Regions from separate parts of the Homo sapiens genome. Here region 1 is linked to region 2. Evidence: chromatin loops called from intact Hi-C (ENCODE). Cell type or tissue: IMR-90. All regions are shown on one strand. Each heading gives the region's core, and the rest is flanking DNA. Links, peaks and the distances in the headings are about the cores only.

Region 1 (12,935 bases), core at 1,918-9,917, 500 kb after region 2:
TTACGTAACCATTTTTAACTTTCTCGATAGAACCATACTCGTACATTCCATCTGATGACAATGGAGGGTCCTGAGGGGTTTGCTGTGGGGGAATGCCCTTTGCAACCTCTGTAAGTGGGGCTTCAGAGATACTGCACAGATGAACAGTAAAACACAAAGTGAGCACCAATGCAGAGAAGAAGAACATGACCTGGAATTCTGTACCCAACAGTCTTCCCAGCTCCAGATGGGCCCAGTCTATAGCACCCAAAAGGTAACCCAGGGCACCTCCAAAACCTGGAAAGCAAGAAAAGCTATGTTAGCATATTTAGCAAATTATCGTTCATTTTCCTCATGCATAGACACTCCCCTTCAGTGGGAAAACTCCCTGAAGACAGCAGAGGCAACCTGGATATAATTGGAAAAGCAATACAGCAAGAGGCTGAAAAACACACAGCCAGGCAATGTGGGTTCAAGTTTTGGCTCTAGCATTTACTTGCTGTGATCTTGGGCTTCCTCACCCAGAATATGGAGGTAATAGTAAAAGAGTAACCTACTAGTAGGGTCATGATTTGAAAATAGAAAGTGTTCAGGATGGGGCCAGACACATAGCAAGGGCTTACTAAGTATTGCTACCATCAGAGATACTGTGACCTTTCCAAAGTGCATTCTCTAGACTGCTTTTGAACTTAAATTTCTGACCAGAAAAAGCCCCAAAGAAAACCAATTTCTGGCAGCAATAAAATTAAATGACTTGCAGTTTCTTATTATTAAGCTTCCTGGGATGACGTAAGCTTGCAAAGATGAAACACCCTCAAAAGCTGTCTTTCTTCCTCTATTAGAAGCTCAAGGTACTTGTTCCCAGTTGATAGCTGGGAACAGGAAATAATGAGAACAAAAGTTTAAACATGAATTTTTAAAAATCCTATTATCGTTTCCCAGGACTCCAACCTGAGGTCTTTTTGGTGCTTGTTTTATCTTCTCAGGCTTAAACATTGTGTCACTTGAGGGATACTGAGGAAAGGCTCCTCAAAATCTATTCAATCCTAATTATCTGATATTTAAAATCCCATTATTAGTTATTCCTTTTTTGAGTTTCTGTTTTAAAATACACGTGTTCCTGGTATGGGCAAGAAATTACTCAGCACCAAAGTAGTAACTGTTCCTCAGATGTTCCTTCTGGTGCAGACATCAGTGACTTCTGATAAAGGTGGGGAGATAGCATGGTTGGGGAGGGGGCAGTGGACATATTATGGGATGTCGAGGGAATTAAAGAGTTGAGTGCTGGACACATCCACTACATATGTCACAAACTTATGTAGGACTGATCCTCCTGTCAAAATTCTTTAAACGTCAAACTCCCATCATGCCTACCAACCACAACTTATCTAGCTGAACAGATCAGCTTTCATTTTTGTTTTTGATTTTTTTTGTGTGTGTGTATGAGTGAAGTCTCTATTTTATTTCTCAGATAAGGACAATATCTTCACAAGCTAGAGAATCAAGGAAGAAAATAGAACTAAAGGAGTTCCTCTCTAACCCTAAACATCTAAAGTTACATAAACTCTGACCTCAAGAACACAAACCTGAATGTCAAGTACCATGAATCCTAATTTATTCAAATTAGTGAGAGAGTAGACAATTTTGGTCACTTCATATTCTGGTTAGTTGCAATTTAACATAGAGCCTATTTAAGGAGGACCAACAATCTAATCATTGGATTCCAAAAATAAAGCATCATTAGCATGTCCTGAATGCTGAAGTGTTTTAAGGCAGAATTACAAGAAACTGTGGCCAATGGGGCACAGTGAAGTAAGACATATAGTCTCTGGAAGCAAGAAATTTATGGCCTAGTTATATGTGATGAGCATATACATAAACAGATAAAGGACAGATGATGGTGAAGTGCCCAGGATTTGAGAGAAAGAGAAGGTCCTGAAACAGCCACACTCTACGACTGATTCAGAAGAATGTTCTGGGATTTGTAGTGCCTCTGGTTATTATTAGACAATGACTATTCAATTGTAGAGAGGCAGAAGGTATCAGAAGTCATGCGTCAAGCCAAGCAATCAACCAATAAGAATGTATTAAGTCTGCTCCCCAACCCATTACGACAACCAAAAATGTCTCTAGATATTGCCAAATATCTCTGAGGGAAGGAGGTTGAAAAGTGGCCCCTAGTTTAGAACCCCTGACCTAAGTCAACCCTATGACAGACACATTCCTTTTTCGAAACTATCATTTGTAAACAGATCAAGGGTTTTCACATTGCCATTCAATTTCTTATCACTTATGCCTCTATCTTTCAAATTTTTGTTCAACTGAGCATTACTCATTGCCTCAGTTGGAAGAATATAGAGCAGAAGACCCCTGCTCATTTGAAAGAATTGATATGTGAAATAAATCCTCCACTGTGCAATGGAATGGTAGTTTTATTTTATGGAAAAAATATAAGGATATGCATATAATGATGGATTTGTATTAGAGACTAATTTGGAAAATGGAGTCCTACAATTGGGGAGTTTCCTGATGCAGTTGCATGTCTACTGGTTTACTTTAGTTCAATAAACATGTATCGAACACTAAATATATGTAAATGACTCTACAAACTTCTGGGGATATAAACATAAAAAAGACACAGTTTCCCATTTTTTTCCCCAGAAGGTGGTTTCAAGTGGGAGAAGCACATAATGGGAGAAGCTACTTTCTTTTTTTTTTTTTTTTTTTTTTTTGAGACGGAGTCTCGCTCTGTCGCCCAGGCCGGACTGCGGACTGCAGTGGCGCAATCTCGGCTCACTGCAAGCTCCGCTTCCCGGGTTCACGCCATTCTCCTGCCTCAGCCTCCCAAGTAGCTGGGACTACAGGCGCCCGCCACCGGAGAAGCTACTTTCAAAACAGTAATAAATGATAAGCTAGAACTCAGAGCTGGGTACTCAGAGTACAGAGGAGTTTCAAAGAGTCATTATTGGTGCTAGTTAATAGTAACAAGGTGATGTCGATTATTAGTAAATCTGACAGGATTTCTCTTCATTAGCAATGAAAGTTATAAGAGTTCAATATATCAATGAATTCAAAAATTTTGGATGTAAAAGGAGATTTGAAGAGTTAGATCAGAAAGCTATGAGCTTTAGTGACTCTGTGATGGAAGACCACACAGAGGGAAGAAGAGATTTGGAATCGTGCCTGATTTCCATTCCTATCTTTGTGCTTTCTAGTCACATGCTCTTGGGCACTTCTCTGAGAAACAAGGGTGGTGCTGCCTCCTCATCTGAATTTAGTGAGGATTAATGCAAATAATCCACGTCAAGCCCCAGCACATACCATGGCAGAACCAGACCCAAAACTGAGCTCCCTGCTGACTTCCTATAGTAACCCTAATTCCAAAGCCTCCCCTAGAAGCAGAAGATAGCTACTGCACTGAACTGGCTGAAGGCAGCCTGCCTGGAACTTGCTGAAAGGATTTAGTCATTTTAGGCCCAGTGATTAGAACTAATGGATTATTCTGAGGGCTGAGACCTGGGCTTACCCCTGACCCTATTGTGGCATGTAGCAAGTATCAAGAAAGTAAAATATATCTCAAACTTGGAAAGTGTAAAAATTGCAACTGCTTGACTTTTAAAATATTCCTCTAGAGCAGCCTTCTTAAACTTTAATGTGCACGCAAATCATGTGGGCACCTTGTTAAAATGCAAGTTCTGATTCTGAAGGTCTAAGGTGGAGCCTGAGATTCTGCATTTCTTTCAAGCTCACCACTGACACCAATGCTGCTGGGCCAAGCATCACTCTTTTGAGTGGCCAGGTGACAGCAGTTTCTAACTAACTTCCTTTCTTGAGAAATGGTACTTTGTTGTCACAGGATATTTGACCCACAATTCATAACTGATAAAGCACAGTGATTTGCAGTCCTGTAAAATTAAGGTAGTTTGCAGATATGAATAGGGTTTTTGTTGCCTGGTAGGGAAATTACTCCAAAAGTATTACAGAGGGGTTATACTTTTATAACCCCTTGTCTTGTAGAAGGTTAACCAGGTTCATATTTAGTCTAGCATTTTTTATTTTGCTAGACACACACACACACACACACACACACACACACACACACACACACACATTTCCTGCAAGAACCTGGGGGAAACTCTTCTTATATCTTCCCCATTGGTTCCTTTATTAATGTGTTAATTTAAAACCTTGACATAATCTATAACTTAGAGAATTATTAGCACTCTCTTATCTTAGGGAAGGGGGTAAAAAAAAAAAAAGGGAAGAACTGTCTTATTTGTCCCAAAGCTACTGTTTTGAAGTAGTTGTAGCTGCAAGTTAGAATAGTACAACACGACATGCCAGGAAAGCAAAGTGGGCCACTGGGGGAATTATCCTAACAGAATATTAAGACACTGGAAAAAAATATTTAAACTTTATCTATTTGCTGCCTCAGATATGATGAGGGCCAGTAGAGGGCTGCAGGAATTCATTAAAGGCCTTTCTTTTGCTTCTTCTTCTTAAGCCAAGGGTTTTATCTTCAAAGACAATCTCCCCAACAAAACCTAATTGCGCTATGATAAAGGCTGATAGTTTTACCATTTTACCACCTCCCACACCTACATCCAGACTGTATTTACCTCTGCTGCCAAAATCAGCCTCTGTGAGGCCACTGGAATCAATCACCAGGCTATTGGGCAAGCCATAAGCCAGAGCATTCGGAGGACATCTGCTGCCACATTAGATAACAAGCTTTTACAAAGAAGGGCCAGAAGTGGTCCAGCTGGCCCCTTCCTCACCAAGCCAGGCTGTGTTGTCAAACTCAGCAGAATAAATGGCTTTAGAAGACAGATGTCATATTTCATAACTAATGATGCAACTTGAACAGTGGCCCATACTGGAAGAAGTCCAAATATATAGAAATATGTAAAAAATTGTCTTTAGTCCACAACTATGACAGGTAAAATGGGAAATTGGTAAACTGTCAGTACCAAGGAATCTAAAGGATGAAAGGAAACTCAAGAGAGTCCATCTAAATCAAACTCTGCACCTACCATCTGCCTGTAATTGCCTGCAGGCATCAGGTGTGTGGCTTGGCAAGCTCAGCACCAGGGCTGACACAGCTCAAGTCATGAGAGCTAGCTATGTGCTGTTTGCTACTTTACCTCTGAAGGAGGACAGACTAAAGAACTCCCATCTTCCCATGGGGTTCATGAGAAAGTCGTTCTGATTCTTTTCTACATGTTGAAAAAAATAGCAATGAAAGTGTCAGATTAGGTGCATGCTTCCTACTTATTCCCACCAGGTACATACTAAATCCTGGACAGTTAACATAAGTACCAGCTACTCTCTCTCTCTCTCTCTCTCTGTGTGTGTGTGTGTGTGTGTGTGTGTGTGTGGTGTCCTTGACCCATTTGTTTATCAATAGAAATTGTTAGAGCACCTATCTTCACCAGGAACTGTGCTAAACACTTGAGATACATCAATGAGCAAGACAGACATGACCTCTGCCCTCTTGGAGGCTGAGTACAGAAAAAGCAGTCAAAATGATACATGTGTTGTGTTCCCAATGAAAAGAAAAAAAAAATTTTAAATTAAAATAAAAAAAAAATGATACATATGCTCTGGTCAAAGACCAGCTTGACCAGACAAGCTGATCTGATATTTCTTTAGGTTTACAAAGCAACTTTTCTCTTCAAAGATGCTGAGATAATATATTTAAAATATTGCTCACTGTTTCCATCCACCTACCTCTAATCCTGGCATCCCTTTCTCTCATTGGGCCCTTCTTTCACATTTAAGCTGGGCCAGGATGCCTCGTTGCTTTGAGGACAGTATGTAACAGTAGAGAGCAGAGAAATAAGAATGGTTTGTCTTGCTTCAGAGTTCCGAAAGCCCTTAGGCTGCGAAGGCATCGAGAGTAGATTCATTAGAAAATGTGCTTTAAGAACCAGGCTTCCCAGGCTAGACAGAGCATTCATGATGGGTGCACACATATTGGTAAATCCCTTAGGCGGCGATGGTCTTGCTGCCTGCTTGATGGGCCTAGCTAGAGTTGGAGGGTGGGAAGAGAGGAGCAGAGCCTCCCCTGGAAGGCTTGAGGGATCCAAGAGCAAGAAGATAGGTGCCTCATTTCCTGGTCAGACCCCATGGAGGCAGTAAGAATCCCAGGAAGAAAAGGCTGTGCAGGAGGTCAGGCATTAATTGGCCTCGTTCTGGAGCCATTTATGGCTGTCTTGAGCTTTCTTAAAGTTTACAGAACTAATATTTCCAGTTCTAAGTTGTAATGGCTCAGCACACCGTGAAGCGTTTTGCAAAATGCTTTAACTCCTCCTAGTGGTGACCAGGGAGCACAGGGCACAAATGCTAGAATGAAAAAGCTGCAGACTAGAAGTCATCAGCTGAGTTAGACAGCCCCTGTGAGCCACTGCAAACCTTCTCGGTCCCCACCTGCCTCCCTTGCTCCAGCAGCTGCTGCAGTGACCAAATCTAAGCCAGCTCCGGCCAGCTTTGCACTGGACAGGTGCATCTGGATGGTGCCTAAACTGAGGGAAGACAGAAACAGCTGGGGTTCAGGGCTTACAAAACCCATGGTACCACCCTTAGTCAGTCAGTACAGACTGGATTAATCTTCCCTCATTCATCCCCTACATGGAGAGTTCTTTGGTGCCCTTCCTAAGCCTCCTCAGAGCCAGCTCTGTAATGCTTATTGTTTGGCCTGTTCCTGTCCACCATTTCCTTACTCTTGCTCTCTAGAATCCCTTCCCAAATAAACTATCTGTATACAAACCTCTGGGGTTCAACTTTTAGAGGAATCCAGACTAACTCATGAACCACATCTTTGGTTAGCTGGTTGGCTGACTGGCTTGTTGGTTGGTTGGTTGGTTGGTTGGTTGGTTTTACCCCTAGTCTACCACTAACCAGCTGTGTGACCTTGGGTTAGCCACTTTACCTCTCAACAACACAGCTTAATCATTAATAAAATTAAGATGTTAAAACTGAATATCCATCTCACCAATATTTTTTGAGCACCTTCCATATTCCAAGCACTATTCAAGATAGTGGTGGTCAATGAACAGGAAACACAATGTTCTTGTACTTGAGGAGTTTATGTGATGGTTAGAGAGACAGACAATAAACAATAAACAAATAGCACTTCTCATCATGGTGGACCCTAGAGATAAGATATTTCAGGACTACAGCAAGAAGCTGCCAGAGTGCATGGAGATGGGCACCATCTTAAGGAGCTAAGGGAACAATTCAAAGAATTTACCAAACCGTATGAAAAGTCTGAAAATGATCTGAAGGCCCTAAAAAGTGTTGGGCAGATTGTGAGTAACATGCTTAAACAATTAACTGAAGAAAAATTCATTGTTAAAGCTGCAGATGGACCAAGATGTGTTGGGAGTTGTCGTCGACAGCTTCACAAAAGTAGCTGAAGCCAGGAACAAGAGTTGCTTTGGATAGGGCTACACTAACTATCATGAGATATTTACCAAGAGAGGTGGAGCCACTGATTTATAACATGTCTCATGAGGATCCTGGGATGTTTCTTATTCTGAGATTGGAGGGCTATCAGAATAGATGTGGGAATTGAGGGGTTACCACTTACAAACCCAGTTATTCCAACTTGTAGGAATAATACCTCCAAAAGGCTGTTTGTTATGTGGACCACCATAAACAGGAAAAACACTCTTGGCACACAAGCTATTGCTGGCCAGCTGGACTGCAACTTTTTTCCTTTTTTTTTGTTTTTTGGAGACAGGGTCTCACTCTATTGTCCAGGCTGGAGTGCAGTACTGTGGTCTTGGCTCACTGCAACCTCCATCTCCCAGGCTCAGGTGATCCTTCCACCTCAGCCTCCGGAGTGGCTCAGACCACAGGTGTGCACCACCATGCCCAACTAATTTTTAATTAGTTAATTAATTATTTTTTATTTTTTATTTTGAGACGGAGTCTCATCTGTTGCCCAGGATGGAGTGCAGTGGCGTGATCTTGGTTCACTGTAACCTCCACCTTCTGGGTTCAAGCGATTCTCCTGCCTCAGCCTTCTGAGTAGCTGGGATTACAGGCATGCACCCCCATGCCTGGCTAATTTTTGTGTTTTTAGTACAGACGAGATTTCACCACATTGGCCAGGCTGGTCTCGAACTCCCGACCTCAGGTAATCCACCCACCTTGGCCTCCCAAAGTACTGGGATTACAGGTGAGAGCTACCACACCCAGTTACCCAGCTAATTTTTGTATCTTCTGTAGAGATGGGGTTTCACCATGGTGCCCAGGTCCACCTGCCTTGGCCTCCCACAGTGTTGGGATTACAGGTGTGAGCCACCACACCTGGCCAGGACTGCAATTTCTTAAAGGTTGTATCTAGTTCTATTGTAGACAAGCACATTGGTGAAAGGGCTCATTGGATCAGAGAAATGTTTAATTATGCCAGGGACCATCCACCATGCATCATTTTTATGGATGAATTAGATGCTATTGATGGTTGTTGGTTTTCCAAGGGTACTTCAGCTGACAGAGAGATTCAGAGAACTTTAATGGAGTTACTGAATCAAATGGATGGATTTGATACTCTGCGCAGAGTTAAAATACAACAGACCAAATACACGGGATCTTGCTTTGCTGCATCCAGGAAGATTAGATAGAAAAAAATACATATTGATTTGCCAAATGAACGAGCAAGATTAGACACGTTGAAAATCCATGCAAGTCCCCTTACAAAGTATGGTGAAATTAATTATGGAGTAATTGTGAAGTTTGCAGATGACTTTAATGGAGGAGACCTGAGAAATGCTTGTACTGAAGGAGGTATGTTTGCAATTCATGCTGATCATGGTTTTGCAAAGCAGGAAGGCATCATGAAAGGTTAGAAAGTGGCTGATTCTAAGACGCTAGAGCTTAAATTGAACTATAAACCTGTGTAATTTACTTTTTGATGGCTATATAAAAGACATTGGCTTAATGTGAAAGTGAAGTTAAAGAAAATACTATACGTATTGCCAATGATCTCATTAAAAGTGTATGAATAAAAATATGAGTAACATCATACAAATTAGTATAATAATTCAGTAATCCAACTTTTAGGACTGATATGGAAGTATGTATGTTTGCTAATATCGCATTTATTGCAGCAGAAGTTACAAGAGAAGAATGTGTTGAAACTTTTCGTATTTGCTAGGTGAGCATTTTGTAAAACATTGAAAATGGTTTGAGGTAGTAGGATAAGAAAGCATTTTTGTGACTTATTTTATATCATTTGTTTCCCTCATTCTAAAAAGTTGAATAAAATCTGTTTGATTCAGACCTACAGAAATAAATAAATGAAAAAATAATACAGTGTCAAGTAATGATGGGTACCTCTGTGATGGGAGTCAGGGCTGGGGGTGTGTGTTTGCGATCAGAGTAACAAAGCAAGGAGGCCAAAAGCCAACTGCCAATTGGTACCTGGGAAAGCACTTTCGAGCAGAGGAAACAGGGAGGACAAAGTCCCCCAGATTCCCACTTCTCTAATCTGACTTGGAGATTCTTTGAGAGTTGTGTTGATCCCATTTGAATGGAAAAGAGATGGCAATTTGGAGACTTAATCACCCTAAATTGCATAAATCACCCTTTTTATCCACAAGCTGAAATCCCTGTATCCTTGGTTTCTGCCCTGGCCATATCCTTTCCAAGCTGCCTGAATGAGGAGATGTGAAAGTCTACCATGGGTGGAACTTCAAAGGTTTTGTTTGATGAAACAAAACCACTCATCTAAAGATGAAAAAGAGAAAAGGTTAAAACAGTCTCAAACATGAAGTGACTCCTTTCCTCTGTGTAAAAGGTTTAGTCAAAGAGTCTCTTGTTTCAATTTCGTTTTTAAGACTCTTTTCTTAGCCCTTAATTATTTGCTATTTAGAGCATTTGTTGCATGTTCGCATTTTTTGTGCATACTTTGAAGTATTAAAAGACAAAAGTTAAAAGAAGTTGATATCTGACAAGTTACCCATTCTTCTTCCAAGGATGTAATGGGGCAAGTTTCTCACTGAGTCATTACAAATAAAATGTTTGCAGGCGTAGTGAGGATAGCGGAAATCAAGTAAATATAAACATTTGGCGTTTCATCTCTTTGGGTTAGATGAAATCCTTTAGATGGTTCATTGTGCTGTGCCTGTGACCCTTGCAAGGTGGTTATTAACTAACATGGTGCAGAGATTTGCAAGCCTGTGAAGGAATGAAGAAAGCTCAGAAATGCTGAGGCTACTCTGCAGTGAATAGGAGGAACCAGGAGCTGAACAGGGCTGGCCTTTCCTGTCATGCCTGATCCCAGCCTCCCGCCAAGCAAGAAAGCCCACTGCTAAGAACAGCAAAGTCTTGGGTTCAAGTAGCAGAAATACGCTTGGTTAGACTCCCTGGGCACAAAAGGATTTCCAGTCTTCCCTGGTGAGTACCACTCTGTTAGCTCACTCGGTTCCACAGCCTCAGGTGCACCCAGGAGTGAAGGATCTGTGTGGTGAGAAGATGCGGGTGGACCCACCAAACCTACCATGGCTACCACATATGCCAGGGATGGAGGAGGATAGAGTTGCCTTTAAATATGAAAGATAGAAGCTAGAGGAATTAAATGTCTCCCTAGGAGCCAGTACAGTCTTTTCTCTAGAAAATCCCAAAAAAATGTCAGAAATATGCTGGGAAATATTTTGGTAATGAACCCTTGGATGCTTATTTATGAAGCATTTGGAAATGCTGGAACAGAACCACAGCAGTGAAACAAAAAAAAAAAAAGAATTTCAGTTTACTGGGATGATTGGATTCCTTGGGTGAATAATATTTTGCTGTTGATGAAAAATCAAAATGGGCCCTGACACTGAACATGCCTCTGCCGGAAAACGTTTGCTTCAAGTGGAATGCTGTAGTTATCTCTTTGTCAAGGGCATGTAAATTCAAAAAGTTTGGCATGTATGCAAAGACAGGGCAGAGGGACAAGGCCCTGCTTGTTATTTTCACTCATCTTTTAATGCAGTTTTTCATTCAGAGTGAGGATACCACAGTGGGATCACATATCCCACATTTAACTCACCAGAATTCAACTATTCACACTTTGAACACAGGGAGAAAGAGAGAGATTGCAAGAAAGACAAGAGTAACATTTTAAATAGTATGGGTAATTCTATTAATTTCAGGAGTAAACATTAAAGGAGAGACAAATCTGCATATATATATGTGCAGGTTTGTACACACAAAACAAAGCATATTGTATTTTATGAGTAATCTGAGAGATATTTACGAATAATGTCGATTGTCATTGTCACTGAGTTGGGGACTTTAGAATCTAAGCCTTAAACAAAGTGAGAGACTCCACTGCACTGTCCTAAAAGAGGAAGATGTTTTAAGTTGTTTTTCTAGTTGGGGAAAGAAATTGCTCTGAGCCATCCACACAACCTCTGCTGCTTCCATATGAGCAAAGACATGCACGGGAGACAGTCGGCTGAGGTTCGGGGTTCAGTGCTGGTCATGAGACAAAGTAATTAAATGAGCATATTTGTCTAATTGATGCAATTTGTCGTGTCATTTAAAACCATGAATTATAAACAGGGTTATGTAACCCTCGGGTCTCCTTTTACACAACTAACATGTTTAAGTGCCTGCTAACAGCAAGGCAATGAATTAGAAGCCATGGGGAATTTGCAGGTAAACCCTCATGGGAGAGTTTACGAATCTTGCAGGAGGGGTAGATAAATACCTTGTAAATTACAATACAGGGGAGAGAGTGAACAAATGTGCAGATCAGGTAAAATTGCGAGCAGGCATGTATATCACTCCAAAATATAATTATCCTTTAATTATTTACTCATATATGGGACTTTAAAAGCTCTAATTCATTTTCTTATAATAGTCTTGGTCTTTAATTATTCTTATTAAGCTAACATTCAACTGTGTTTGCATTTTATGTGATAGCTACCAGCTTTGTCTATTCAATTGTAATTGCTCCTTCCTTTTTGCTAATAAAACCCCAATGTGGTTTAGGGAGATACATGACCAACTCCCAGCAAAACCCTCACTTTTCAACCTCCTTAGGCCACTGAATGCTCACATAACCCAATTCTGCCTAATGAGAAACAAGCAGAGCTCTGGGAGAGGGGAGGTTTCTAGGGCAGATTTGCTTTCTTCATTTAAAGAGTGAATGTAGGCTCTTTCCCCATTCCCCCTTCCTTCTCCCTGACCCTCCTCTCCCCTCCTCTTGTCTTGAAACAAACAAGAGCTATGGACCCGTAGCAATTGTCTTGCATCCAGGAGGCAATACATCCTTAAAGCTGCCAAGGAAACATTAAATTGTTGGCTCTGACATCTAGCAGCTCACTGAAAGCCAGCAGACACGTACTCCCAGACTTTTTGTTACATAAGAAAAATAAACATCTGCCTTGAAGCCACTGTTTTGTGGGCGTTAGTGACTTGCAAACAACCCCTTCCTAATCACTCTATTCCCTAAGCATATACCAAGTGCTGATAGGGAAGGGGCCGAGAACACGGGGAAGGGCTGAAGGAAATCAACCTGGATTTTTGGGTGGCAGTACCAGTCCCCCAAAAAGATCATTAAAGTGCATATAACATTGTCTCTCATTCACACATCCCTTATCCTCTCACTCATTCACACGTATGTTACCTCTGGACAGCCCCCTTCCCTCAAGAAGTTTATGGTGTAATGAGTATGATTAGAAATGTATTCAAATAACTAACATGGAAGGTGGAAAATGGCAAAGGCCAAGAAAGAGACATAAGAAAGTAGCCCTTTAGGGCTGGACTGTTTATCTAAGCTGGGAGGTGGTAAAATGTTTTCCTCAGGGTGTGAGCCAACTTTCCCTTTGCCACCAACTGCCCCTCCCTCCAAGGATGGGGTGGAGGTTGGAGGGGTGAGGGGGGTGGGGGAGATTTTTTTCCCCTCCCTGCAGGACAGGGGTGGAGGGATTTTAGAAGATCTTAAAGGGAGCATTCTG
Region 2 (12,935 bases), core at 2,340-10,339:
ATTATATTACTTCTTTAATGCTTTTCTCCATGATTCCATAATCAGAAGACATATTTGGATAGTGTTTTATGTACACTTGTATATTTTATTGTATTTGTTTTAAGAGATGGGATCTTTCTCTTGCCCCAACTGGAGTGCAGTAGTACAGTCATGGCTCACTGTAACCTCAAACTCCTGGGCTCACGCAGTCCTCCCACCTTGGCCTCCCGAGTAGCAGTGACTACAGGCAGGAGCCACCATACCCAGTTACACTTGTATATTTTAGTATTTAGTATTTTAAAAAACCAGATTAGCAGATATCAGGTACTTCAGTATGGTAGGTAAATTCCCGTTCAAAATACAGTTTAGGCTGCTCTTTGACTCAGTGAGTAATTTTGCTTCATTTTAATGTAAATTTCTTCAGGTAGTTGAAATTTTTTCAGGTTAATAGTATAGCAGACCAATGTCTTGCCTCTCTACCAAAAAAACTAACTTACCAACAAATGTATAGCCATTCATAACTTCACTTTAAAGCATTGTTCTGCCATAGTGAAAATTCCATACTAAGGAATTTCAAATTATTAAAAGTTGATGAGTGAACAATACTGTAACATCAAAACCATCATGTCTTCAGACCATCAGAATAAACCACACTCAGTTCTTAATTACCCTTAAGAAATAAATGAACTTGAGCATGGAGATGCATACCTGTAGTCCCAGCTACTTAGGAGCTTGAGGCAGGAGGATCTTTGAGGGTTCAGGGTGTGATGATTGTGCTTGTGAGTAGCCACTGCATTCCAGCCTGAGCAACATAGTGAGACCCCATCTCTTAAAAAAAAACTGAAGTGGGCCAGGCGTGGTGGCTCACGCCTGTAATCCCAGCACTTTGGGAGGCCGAGGCGGGTGGATCACGAGGTCAGGAGATCAAGACCATGGTGAAACCCCGTCTCTACTAAAAAATACAAAAAATTAGCTGGGCGCAGTGGCGGGCACCTGTAGTCCCAGCTACTCAGGAGGCTGAGGCAGGAGAATGGAATGAACCCAGGAGGCGGAGCTTGCAGTGAGCCAAGATCATGCCACTGCACTCCAGCCTGGGTGACAGAGCAAGACTCCATCTCAAAAAAATAAATAAATAAAAACAAATAAATAAATAAAAAAAATGAAGTGAACACTAAACCATCTAATAGATAAACCATTCAGACTATTCCTGTTACTGCACTCAGTAGTTTTAGTTACAAATGATGACAATCAAAGTTATGTTCCATGGTTGAGTGCACTTTGTCTTATTTGTATGTGAAAACTCACACAGTAGGAAGAAGTTCTGTATTGGTTAACTGAGTTCTCAACTGGAGACAGCACTGACTTCCCCATTTCCCTTTGCGGGTAGGTGGCATTCCAGATTATGTGGTGGTAAGCTTTTCTTTTGCGGGGAGAGAAGACAGGGCAGTACTCCTGATACCTAATAACTATAGAGCAGACATGTTAAACACCCTGTAATTATCAGGCCACTTCCCCAACTGCAGAATTGCCCATCTCACGTGCACACACAGGACCCATGTTGAGAAAAATGAAGAAACTGATGCCTTATTCTTTAAAGTAGTTATAAGTTGAAGATGTAGACCTATCTTGGCATTCTAAAATTCTGTAACAACCCTTCTGAAATGGGTGTAATAAAATGTCAACAGGTTAATTGGTTCGTGATCACTGTGGCTTAAAAATCTAGTTAAAATGCTAAGACTTGTGCACAGTATAGGCAAAGTCACTTAGATTGTTTCAAAAAGTATGCCTTATAGAAATAAACATTTGACATACATAAATAACCCTTGGTTTACACATAACTCGCATTTGAGAAATGAATGTGTTGTAGATCATTTAGAATCTTTTTCAATCAAAAATTGAAAGAAATATTTCGTCACCCAGGTCAACCAGAGATTGCTGGTTTTACTCATGATACTTAAGTAGAGTATGATAGTTACTATTTCACCTTCAGCTGTACTTAAGATGTTTTCCTGGAAAAATTCATTCTGCTTTCTGACCAGGATTTCCAGAAACTCTGACCCTTCTAAGAGGTCTGGGTGGAATTGTGATGGTGATTCTGCTAGTAGACAGTGTAACTTCTGCGTCTACAAAAAGAGGATAGGCCGTCACTGCTCACATGGCTTTGCGTGAAAGCCCAATGGTACTGTCTCTATGGCAGAGATGAGGAAGGAACACCAGCGTCCTCCAACTTTCCTGTTCTTCCTTTGGGTTAATGGCCACTGTAAGGAAACAGTTTTCTGCCACGTGTGGGGTGATTTGAATGTAAAATGCCCAACTCTCATAGCAGGCTGAACAGAAACATTTTTTATACTCATTGTTAATTTGTTCTAATCTAAATTACTTTTAGACTATTAAATATTATTCTATTTTAAAGTTAAGGGACTAATGCCTCTGATAACCTGATTAAAAAAAAAAACTTTCTGATACTCAGAAGTTAAGATTTATTCAGTTGAAGATCATTTCTTTCAGGTGTTGATCGTGTGATATTTTTCACATCTGTAATCTGAGGTTCATATGAAATGATAGTGAAATAAAATTGTTCATTTAGGTCTTTTTGTCATGTTAATATGTTATCAGGTTAATGGGAAGTTTAATCTAGTTAATGTAAAATTAATAAATTGTAATCTAGTTTATTGCTTTTTTGGAAAAGAATACTGAAAACATTGTTTACTTAATACACATGACCTGAGGTAATAAAGAGGAGCTGGCCTTTTTGAGGGGGGAATAATGGCAGTGAATAATATTATCTAAGACAGTTTTGCCAGCTTTAAATTCCTGGAAGTTCATCCAAGAAGTCCTGATCCCTGTGTTCAGTAAAATCATGTGAGATCAAAATATAATTCTGATTTTAGATCTGACAAATTCTGTATCTCTGTTACAATAGGTACGACAACAATTCCACGATGCCAAATTCATGGCAGACATTGATCTGGATCCAGGCTGTACATTGAATAAAAAGATTCGAAATGCACAGTTAGCACAGTATAACTTCATTTTAGGTAAGAATGGAAACTTACCAAAGAAAATTTGCCACACCTCAGGAAAATCTACTGAAACCTTGAGACAGGTTTAAGTGAATTGTAATCAAGAATTTATTTAGTTCCTTCCAGTCCTGATTTTTTTTCTATTATATATTTTAATATATAATAACTATAAAAATAGGCTCATGCATACATACTGGGTTTTTTTTTTTTTCACTTAAATCATGGATGTCTGTGAGAAAATATTTTGCTATTATAACAAGAATGAAGACGCATTGCTTTTAAACACATCTATTGGATTACTTTCTCAAGATAATGCCTTATGTGGGATTACTTGAAAAAAGATATTCATGATGTTTGGGGTTTTATTATTTGGTTGTTACGTTGTCTAGATTGACTCCATAAGCACAGTAGTTTTAGATATTGCAAAGAGTTTCTTTTAAATATCAACACATGGTCACTTGTACCTTTTAATGTATCAGAAGCTATGGGGTAGGTTTTGGGTCCTAGGATCATTTCTTTTCAGATGTTCAGTGTGAATTCTTCCATATCTTTAGATTAAGTCTGACAAAGCTTTGTGTGTTTGTTTTAGTTGTTGGTGAAAAAGAGAAAATCAGTGGCACTGTTAATATCCGCACAAGAGACAATAAGGTCCACGGGGAACGCACCATTTCTGAAACTATCGAGCGGCTACAGCAGCTCAAAGAGTTCCGCAGCAAACAGGCAGAAGAAGAATTTTAATGAAAAAATTACCCAGATTGGCTCCATGGAAAAGGAGGAACAGCGTTTCCGTAAAATTGACTTTGTACTCTGAAAACGTCAATTTATATTGAACTTGGAGGAGTTTGGCAAAGTCTGAATAGGTCAACCTGCAGGCGTAACTATTTTTGACCTAGTCAGTTTTTAAACAATGTGCATTTGAAGGAGTTAATTAAAAGAGAGCCAATAAAATGATTTTACTCATTCAGTATCTGAGTACTGGAAGTGAAACATGAGGAATGCTTTAGTGTAATGTGGGAGAACTTTTTTGTAAATTTAATGCAATTGAAAAAGTTTTCAAATTCAATTAAGATAACTAGAATTGGATTATGGTGTAAAAATAAAAAAAAAATTTATTCACATAAGTTTCAAGACTGCTCTGTCCCTCACATGTACACATACATGCCTGAGACAGATAATGTGGTTCAGTATTTATCTTTACAGTTTTACAGCAAATATAATGCAGGGTGGATGGAGACGGGGTAGGTCTGCAGCATCATAATGCTATTCATAAACTGGGTGTGAGCTGGGTGCTGGCTTCTCAGAGGATAAACACTTTTGGGAGTGTCATTTTTACTTAATGTTGGATGGACACCTTTTCAAACAAAAACTACCATGGATCTATTACAGAGTAGATTTGCACAAATGTTTAAGATAAAACGTGAATCTTCAGAGAAATATCTGTTTATGGCAGACTGTTCTGGACCATAGAATCACTTGGTTTACAAATTCCCTATTTTCTCATAAGGGATCATTTTCAAAATCTTCTACCAATAAATGGTGATTGAAAGGACAGCACAAAGTAAATAATTTCTTATGTGGATAAATACTAATTCCTCCTTGTTAGAATGATATTTTAAAAGTAACATCTTTTTTTTAATTTTTTTTGAGACAAGATCCTTTGTCCCCCAGGCTGGAGTGTGGTGCCATGATCTCGGCTCACTGCAACCTCAGCCTCCCAAGTAGGTGGGACTAAAGACATGTGCCACCATGCCTGGCTGATGTTTGTATTTTCTATAGAGATGGTTTCATCATGTTGCCCAGGCTGGTATCAAACTCCTGGATAAAAGAGACCCACCTGCCTCAGTCTCCCAAAGTGCTGGGATTACAGGTGTGAGCCACCACGCCCAGCCTAAAAAGCAACATCTTGTCAGTGCTATAATCTCAAATAGCTTGTTTGCAAGGTGTGATGGTTAATACTAAGTGTCAACTTGATTGGATTAAAGGATGCCTTTATTGTTTCTGGGTGTGTCTGTGAGGGTGTTGCCAGAGAGATTGACATTTGAGTCAGTGGCCTGGGAGAGGCAGACACACCCTCTGTGTGCGTGGGCACCATCCAGTCGGCTGCCAGTGCAGCTAGAACAAAGCGGGTGGAAGAAAGTGGGATTAAGTTGGCTTGCTGAGTCTTCTGGCTTTCATCTTTCTCCTGTGCTGGATGATTCCTGCCCTTGGACATCAGACTCCAGGTTCTTCAGCTTTTGGACTCTTGGACTTATACCCGTGGTTTGCCAGGGGCCTTCTGGCCTTTGGCCATTGACTGGAGATGGCACTGTCGGCTTCCCTGCTTTTGAGGCTTGGACTCGGACTGAACCACTACTGGCTTCCTTGCTCCTTAGCTTGCAGACAGCCTATCGTGGGACTTCACCGTGTGCTTGTGTGAGTCAATTCTTACTAAATTTCCTTTCATATATACATATATCCTATTCTGTCTCTCTGGAGAACCCTGACTAATACACAAGGGTCACTTCAAAGAGAAGCTAATTTGCATAGATTAATTTTCACTTTAATAAAGGAGCTAAGATCTTTAATCATAGAGGGCTTTTCTTTTGAAACTTTATAATTAAGCCTTGCTTCTGAACAGCTTTAAAATTAACTTTTGTGATAGAGTTGTAATTTTTATGTGTCTGAAAGAAACTTAATTTTATACTTAAACCAGACTCAACATTTAGAGAAGCTTTATAAATCTTTCAAAACTTGGGATAAAAAAGTGTAATAAAGACATAGTTTAGTGGGACTGGAAATCAAAGGTTTCTCTTGATCTAACTAACACCTACTTAGCTTAGTCCTCACTTCTAGTGGAATCATTAGAGGGCCACTGTCTTGATGGGAGGGTTCTTGTGTGGGGTTTTTTTTTTTTTTTTTTTTGAGACAGGGTCTTGCTCTGTCACCAAAGCTGGAGAGCAGTGGCACAGTCAGGGCGCACTGCTGCTTTAAACTCCCGGATTCAAGTGGTCCTCCCACGGCAGCCTCCCGTGTAGCTGGGACTACAGGTGCATGCCACCACACTTGGCTAATTTTTTTTTTGTTTTATTTTTTGTAGAGATGAGGTTCCTACTATGTTGCCCAGGCTGGTCTCAAACTCGTGGGTTCAAGCAGTCTTGCTGCCTCAGCCCCACAAAGTGCTGTGATTACAGGTGAGAGCTACCACACCCAGGACCACTCTCTAAGAGCTACTATAATTGTGGGTTTACGCCATCTAAGTTCTTATCTGTAATTTTGTTTTCCTCCCTTTCCTGGACAGTGGAGACTGATCTGCTTACAGTTCTTCATGCATCAGTTCTGGCATATAACTTGAAGATTTGAAAGAACCCAATTGCTAAGCTTTCTTGAGCATCTAGTCTATTGTGAGTTATATGGTCTTGATAATTAAATAAACAGGAACAATTTGAGAACAATAATACCTGCAACTGCCACGTGACAAAATCTGTAAAGATAGATTTTGCGAAGTAGAGAGGTAAAACTCAAACCAGATGGTGAAAAAAGTGATGACCAGGGCAGGAAATTTGAGAAACAAGATTAAGGCTTGCCAGAAATACAGCAGTGATGTTAAGAAGGTATAAGGGTAAAGGGTGAAGTTACCTCAAATGATGGGCTGAGTTCAGAATCTTGTGTACTTCATGAATCTTGCTTCAGTTCCTCACCTTTACTACAGCGATAGACACCTGCACCTTATCTCAGGCCCCCTGCACTGTGACTACTAGACAAATGCTTCTCAAATTACAATGGCCATATGAATCACCAGGAGATGGCGTTAAAATGCAGGCTGATTCTGTAGGTCTGGGCTGGATTGGAGACACTGTATTAACAAGCTCCCAGTTGATGTTGAGAAACACACTTTGAATAGAAGGCCGTCATTCCCACTCTGACTGTCCTTATTCTGTTCTGCCTAAAAAAAAAATAAAAAATAAAAAATAGGGAAAAAAGGCTTATAAGGAAACCAACTTTTTGTCCTTTTGACCTCCATCTCTCTTCCTCTTGCTGAGGCAACCACTTTCAGACACACCAGTGTATATCTCTTTTCCTATTTCTAAATACTATTGCAATCTCATTATTTTTAATAGCGATGCCCAGGCCACAGTGTGGTGGCTCATAGCTCACTGCAGCGTCAAACTCCTTAGCTCAAGCAGTCCTCCTGCCTCAGCCTCCCAAGTAGCTGGGACTACAGGTATATACCACCATGCCTGGCTAATTTTTTTGACTTTTTATTTATAGAGATGGGATCTCACTGCGTTGCCCAGGCTAGTCTTGAACTCCTGGCCTCAAATGATCTTCCCACTTCAGCCCCCAACATAGTTGAGATTGCAGGAGTGAGCCACTATGCCTGATTGTTGCTGTCTCTTTTTTCATTACTCTTAGAACCCCTCTCTTGACTTCCTGTTTCAGAAAATGAGGAATTTATTTCACAATCTATTTCTTCCCTCCATCCTTATGATGTCATATCTCAATTTTTTGTGAAATCCATATTAGGTGCCTTTGTTATTATGACCATAAATATTATGCTCTAATAAGCCACGTAGTATTGTATTCTATGATTACTTTTTTTTAAAGTACTTTTCTGTATGAGTTATTGGAGTTAATAATCATTCTTTTCTTTTAAAATGTTTTCTTTAGGCCAGGCATGGTGGCTCGTGTCTGTAATCCCAGCACTTTGGGAGACCAAAGTGGGTGGATCACTTGAGGCCAGGAGTTCAAGACCAGCCTGGCCAACGTGGTGATTCCTCGTCTCTACGCAAAATATAAAAATTAGCCAGGCCATGGTGGCGCATGTCTGTAACCCCAGCTACTTGGGAGGCTGAGGCAGGAGAATCGCTTGGACCTAGGAGGCAGAAGTTGCAGTGAGCCGAGATTGTGCCACTTCACTCCAGCCTGGGTGACAGAGTGAGACCCTGTCTCAAAAATAAAAAATAAAAAATGTTTTCTTTGGCTGGGTGTAATGGTTCACTTCTGTAATCCCAGCACCTTGGGAGGCCACGGTGGGCAAATTGCATGAGCTCAGGAGTTCGAGACCAGCCTGGGCAACATGGCAAAACCCCGTCTCTACCAAAAATATAAAAAATTAGCCGGGCATGGTAGCATGCACCTGTAGTCCCAGCTATTCAGGAGACTGAGGTGAGAGGATTGCTTGGAACCAGGAGGTGGAGGTGGCAATGAGCTGAGATCATGCCTCTGTACTCCAGCCTGGGCGCAAGACCCTGTTTGAAAAATAAATAAATAATACAGTAAAATGTTTTCTTTGTGGCTGGGTACAGTGGCTCATGCCTATAATCCCAGAACTTTGGGAGGCTGAAGGAGGAGGATTGCTTGAGGCTAGGAGTTCAAGACCAGCCTTGGCAACACAATGACTTTTTTTCTTAACATTTGGAAGAAATTGCCCCCATTTTCCTCTGCCTTCCTGTGTTTTTATGAGGAAGCCGTTTTTATTTTCATACCTTTGTATGCCACCAGTCATTTTTTTTCTCTGAAAGATTTAGATGTCTTTTCTTGGGCCTAATATTCTAAAATTTCATGACTGTGTCAGTCTTTTGCCTTCCGTCGTGGTGAGCAGTCTTCATTCTGGAGACCTGGATCTTTCAGTTCTAAATACTTTTGTATTTAGTCTTTGGTGGTTTCCTTCCCTACCTTGTTCTCTCCTTAATGGGCCTTCTATTATTTAGGTGTTCTATTTTAAGGGATATTTTCTTAACTTTCTCTTCCCATTTATTCTTCTATTGTGTTTTTAAATTTTTTCACCTGTATTTCTTTTTTAAGTTTTCAGTGTTTCTGTTTATATATCAATGTATCCTGTTTTGGTTACTTGGATTGGATTTATTTCCTTAGAGCATTCATTTTAATCACATTGAAGTTTTATTCAGCATGCTGCATTTTTATTTCTTTTAAGTTTGTTTATTGATATTTTGGTCTCTTTCATATTGTAAGCATGCCTTGAGGGCAAATAGCCTTGCTAGTTGTTGTTACCCCTCCTGCCATTTGCAGGTGCTTAAATTTGACCTTCACTCTGTCTATTGCATCATTTTCTGATACCCCATTCACTTTCCATCTTATAAACCAAAAATAAAATTCTAAGCCCCCCAATCAACTGAATGGACCCCTCCTCTCAGCCAAGGGCCTTCCAAAGTTAACCTAAAAAACGAGTTCAGGCCATAATGGGAAGGCAGTTCAGACATGCCTGATTGTACCCACCTCCCTTTGGAATTCAGGCACAACTGACCTGCATTAACATTAAAACAGAGACCTTAACGACTGACAAAACAGTTTTTCTAGCAATAAGATACCAACATGACAGCAGGCCCTGAAAGAGATTATTTTACCCTAAAAATATATATTTCTTTGACATATTTTCAGATGGCCCTGCAGAACTGTCTGATAAGGGAAAATCTACATTCTACAGAGAATCCCCTTCCCTTTCCAAGTCTTTAATCCCAGAGAGAATTAATTAAGAGTCTGGCACCTTTTTAAATCTTAAAAGAAAATTTTGCCATCTATTCTCTCTGAAGCCTGCTACCTGGAGGCTTTGTCTATTATACATAAGAAGGACCTTGGTCTCCACAACCCCTTATCGTAATCCAGACACTCATTTCTATTGATTCCAGGTTTTTAGATAATAACTCTTTCAACCAATTGCCAATCAGAAAATCTTTAAATCATATATAGCCTGCAAGCCCTCATCTGGCATTGTCCTCTCTTTCCATACTGAACCAATGTACATCTTACATGTATTGATTGATGTCTTATGTCTCCCTAAGATGTATAAAATCAAGCTGTAGCCTGACTACCTTGGGTACATGTTCTTAAGATCTCTGGGGGCTGTGTTTTGGGCCAGGGTCACTCATATTTGGCTCAGAATAAGTCTCTTCAAATATTTTACAGAGTTTGACTCTTTTTGTTGGCAATCTTCAGAGATTGTGGTTTGGGGTTACAAATGTCTCCTGGCATGTCAGACTGCTTATTGCTCCACTAACTTCTTCTTGCACTCAGATTTAGTTGAGGAAGACAGTGTGCCCTAGGAGCACCCGTGAGATAGATTTGGCCAGTGAGATAGGAGTGGAAGTCCCTGGGTAGTGTTTCTTGGAAAGCTTACTAAATGGAATAAATTTTTGCCCTTTATTTGCCCTTCTTTGCCTTTCTTCCTCTTTTTGCTTAGAAGGCAATCCGGCAGCCATCTTGCAACTACAAGGTGACCATGAAAATGAAAACCACAGGTTAGTGGAGAACAGGATGATAGAAAGAGTTTGGATTATTGATAATGTGGTGGATGCACTGAATCTACCTGGACTGCCTAATTCTGCATTTTTGTATGACAGAAATAAAAGCCAACTTCACTGAATTACTGTGGTCAGATTTCTGGTCCAAAGATGGACAACTTCTTCTGTCTTTGTTTCAAGATTAATTTTGAGCAAACAGGGTTGAAACTCCTCTGCCACAGCTGGGCCTGGTGGCTCCCGCCTGTAGTCCCAGCTTCTCAGGCCACTGAGGTGGGGGGATTGGTTGAGCCTAGGAGTTCCAGGGTATAGTGAGCTATGATTGCACCTCTGCACTCCAGCCTGGGCAACAGAGATCCTGTCTCTAAAAAAAATTGGAAATTAAAATTTTAAAAAGTTGTATTAGTCCATTCTCATGCTGCTATGAATAAACATCGGAGACTGAGTAATTTATAAAGCAAAGAGGTTTAATTGACTCACAGTTCCGCAGGGCTGGGGAAGCCTCAAGACACTTAAGAATCATGGTGGAAGGGGAAGCAAACACGTCCTTCTTCACATGGCAGCAGGAAGAAGAAAAATGAGCAAAAGATGGAAAAGCCTCTTATAAAACCATTAGATCTTGTGAAAACTCACTCACTATCATGAGAACAGCATAAAGGTAACCACCCCCATGATTCAATTACCTCCCACAGGGTTCCTCCCATGATGTGGGGATTATAGGAGCTACAATTCAAGATGAAATTTGGGTGGGGACACAGCCAAACCATATCAAAAGTCCTCTGCCATGTCTGGTCTTTTAATTCCTTTGTTCCCCAACCTTCCACCCCTGATTGTCTCCTGCCCTGTCCCCCTTTTGTTTCTCTTCCTCAATAAGCCTTAATTTCCATGGCCAATCACTTATAAACCTCTTTTTCCAGTAATCCCAATTTCCATGCATCCATGTCCTGCTTGATTCATTGAACAAATGCTGAATGTTTCTCCAAATTCTACAGTTAAGAGACTGAGCACTGTTAGAGAAAACAGTCTAGAATTTTAAGAACTGGAGCTACTTCCAATTTGTTATCTCCAGCTTCAGCTGCACCATAATTTATCTCTATATGTAGTTTCCTTATCTAGTCCCTCAAGTCCCTCAGTAACTGTCACTACGTTCTTCAGATACCTACGTCTCCCCAAGATTGAATTTCCCTAAGAGCCTATAGAAAGCACATAACTTTATATTTTCAAATGTCACTTCACTTTTCGTCTACTCCCTGCACTATCAGCTGACTGTTTGCTTTCCTCCTACTTCATTAAATCTAGAAACTTGTATTAGTGTTTCCCTCCTTCCCTCCAGTAAATGAGGTCTTCTCCCTCCTTTTAAGTCCAACCATTCTACTGGACCTCTCGATCCTCTGATATAGAACCAAGGTAATGAGCTTTGGAGCCAGTTGAGTTGCTATTCTGTCTCTTCTTAGTTGGATAACCCACCATTTAATTTCTCTGAACCTCTTTACTTACCCATAAAATGTGAATAAAACCTTGATATGGTTTTGCTCTGTGTCCCTACCCAAATCTCAGGTGGAATTGTAATTCCTAGTGTTGGAGGAAGGGCCAGGTGGGAGGCGATTGGATCATGCGGGTGGATTTCTCCCTTGCTGTTCTTGTTATAGTGAGTTAGTTCTCACGAGAGATGGTTGTTTGAAAGTGTAGAGTACTTCCTCTTTGTTCTCTCTTCCTCCTGCCACCACGTAAGATGTGCCTTGCTTCCCCTTTGCCTTCCACCATGATTGTAAGTTTCCTGAGGCCTCCCCAGCCATGCGTAACTGTGAGTCAATCAAACCTCTTTTCTATATAAATTAACCAGTCTTGAGCAGTTCTTTATAGCAATGTGAGAATGGACAAATACATACCTCTTTCATTGAATCAGTAATAGCAATCAGTGGGCCTTATATAAAGTATACAAAAAGTAATGCTATTATTTTCATCTGCTCCCATACCTGATTCAACAGTTATCCCCTATATATCATCAACTTCTTCCCTAATTGCTTTCTACCTATAAACCTAAAAGTACCAACATCTTTTCTATTCCAGTGTATTCTGTGTCCCTGATATTCTGACTTCAGCTCTCACCACACAATTCAAATGGTGCTTGCCAAAGACCAAAGATACTCTGTGTTGCATTTGGCAACTCTCTCTGCCTTCACGTCTTTGCCAATGCTGCCTATGAAAGCTGGCATCTCCATCATGATCCAGCCGCATCTCTCTGCTGACTGGACTCGCCCAGTACCTTCTTCTTCCCAGTGAAAATAATGCTCCTTGTGCACTAGTTTTAAGGGAAGTTGGTGGAAGGCTTCCATCTTGAAGAGAAGATGAATAATGGGGGAAATTCCCCAAATGTAGTTTAGGGGATCCCTTTTAGGTCTTAGTGGGCTTTTTAGCTGGGTCTAGAAATCAAATTAATACCAGGCAGATTAACAAGAGAAAAGCACGTAAATTTTATTAGCTTTACATGTATGTGGAAACCACCTTTGCAAAAATTATGACAGCGAGAGAAGTCTAGCAAAGTTGACTCTGTTTTGTTTCTAGGCTCACAGGCTGACTGTTCTAACTCATTCCCGGGTGTAGGCCAAGCTAGCCATGGGAGGAATTTAGTTTATAGCTTAACTTTGAGGCAAGGATGATAATAGTCCCTCCCTAAAACTAACTCCCTACTTGCTTA

Evidence for each region. A loop is a pair of places that touch in the nucleus more often than their neighbours do. Peaks named below come from ENCODE experiments on the same cell type or tissue, not always from the same donor. Only the 100,000 strongest peaks of a DNase experiment are listed, where the experiment ranks them.
Region 1: it touches region 2 in a loop (13-fold over the local background); 15 of 110 quality-filtered maps call a loop at or near these places.

What each region holds. Positions count from the first base shown.
Region 1 is chr5:33,963,741-33,976,675 of GRCh38, forward strand. SLC45A2 (solute carrier family 45 member 2) reads right to left here. Exons shown (of 7, transcript NM_016180.5): 3 at 1-276. It also overlaps the pseudogene PSMC6P3. Among named protein-coding and RNA genes, the nearest start is that of SLC45A2, 14 kb to the right of the region's middle. In IMR-90, for the core only: a CTCF peak has its summit at 6,296 (motif pointing left); a DNase peak (open chromatin) is centred at 6,281; H3K27me3 peaks cover 355 bases.
Region 2 is chr5:33,463,969-33,476,903 of GRCh38, forward strand. TARS1 (threonyl-tRNA synthetase 1) reads left to right here. Exons shown (of 19, transcript NM_152295.5): 18 at 2,903-3,017; 19 at 3,592-4,118. The coding sequence ends at 3,740. Among named protein-coding and RNA genes, the nearest start is that of TARS1, 29 kb to the left of the region's middle. In IMR-90, for the core only: a CTCF peak has its summit at 6,783 (motif pointing right); a DNase peak (open chromatin) is centred at 6,813; H3K27ac peaks cover 133 bases.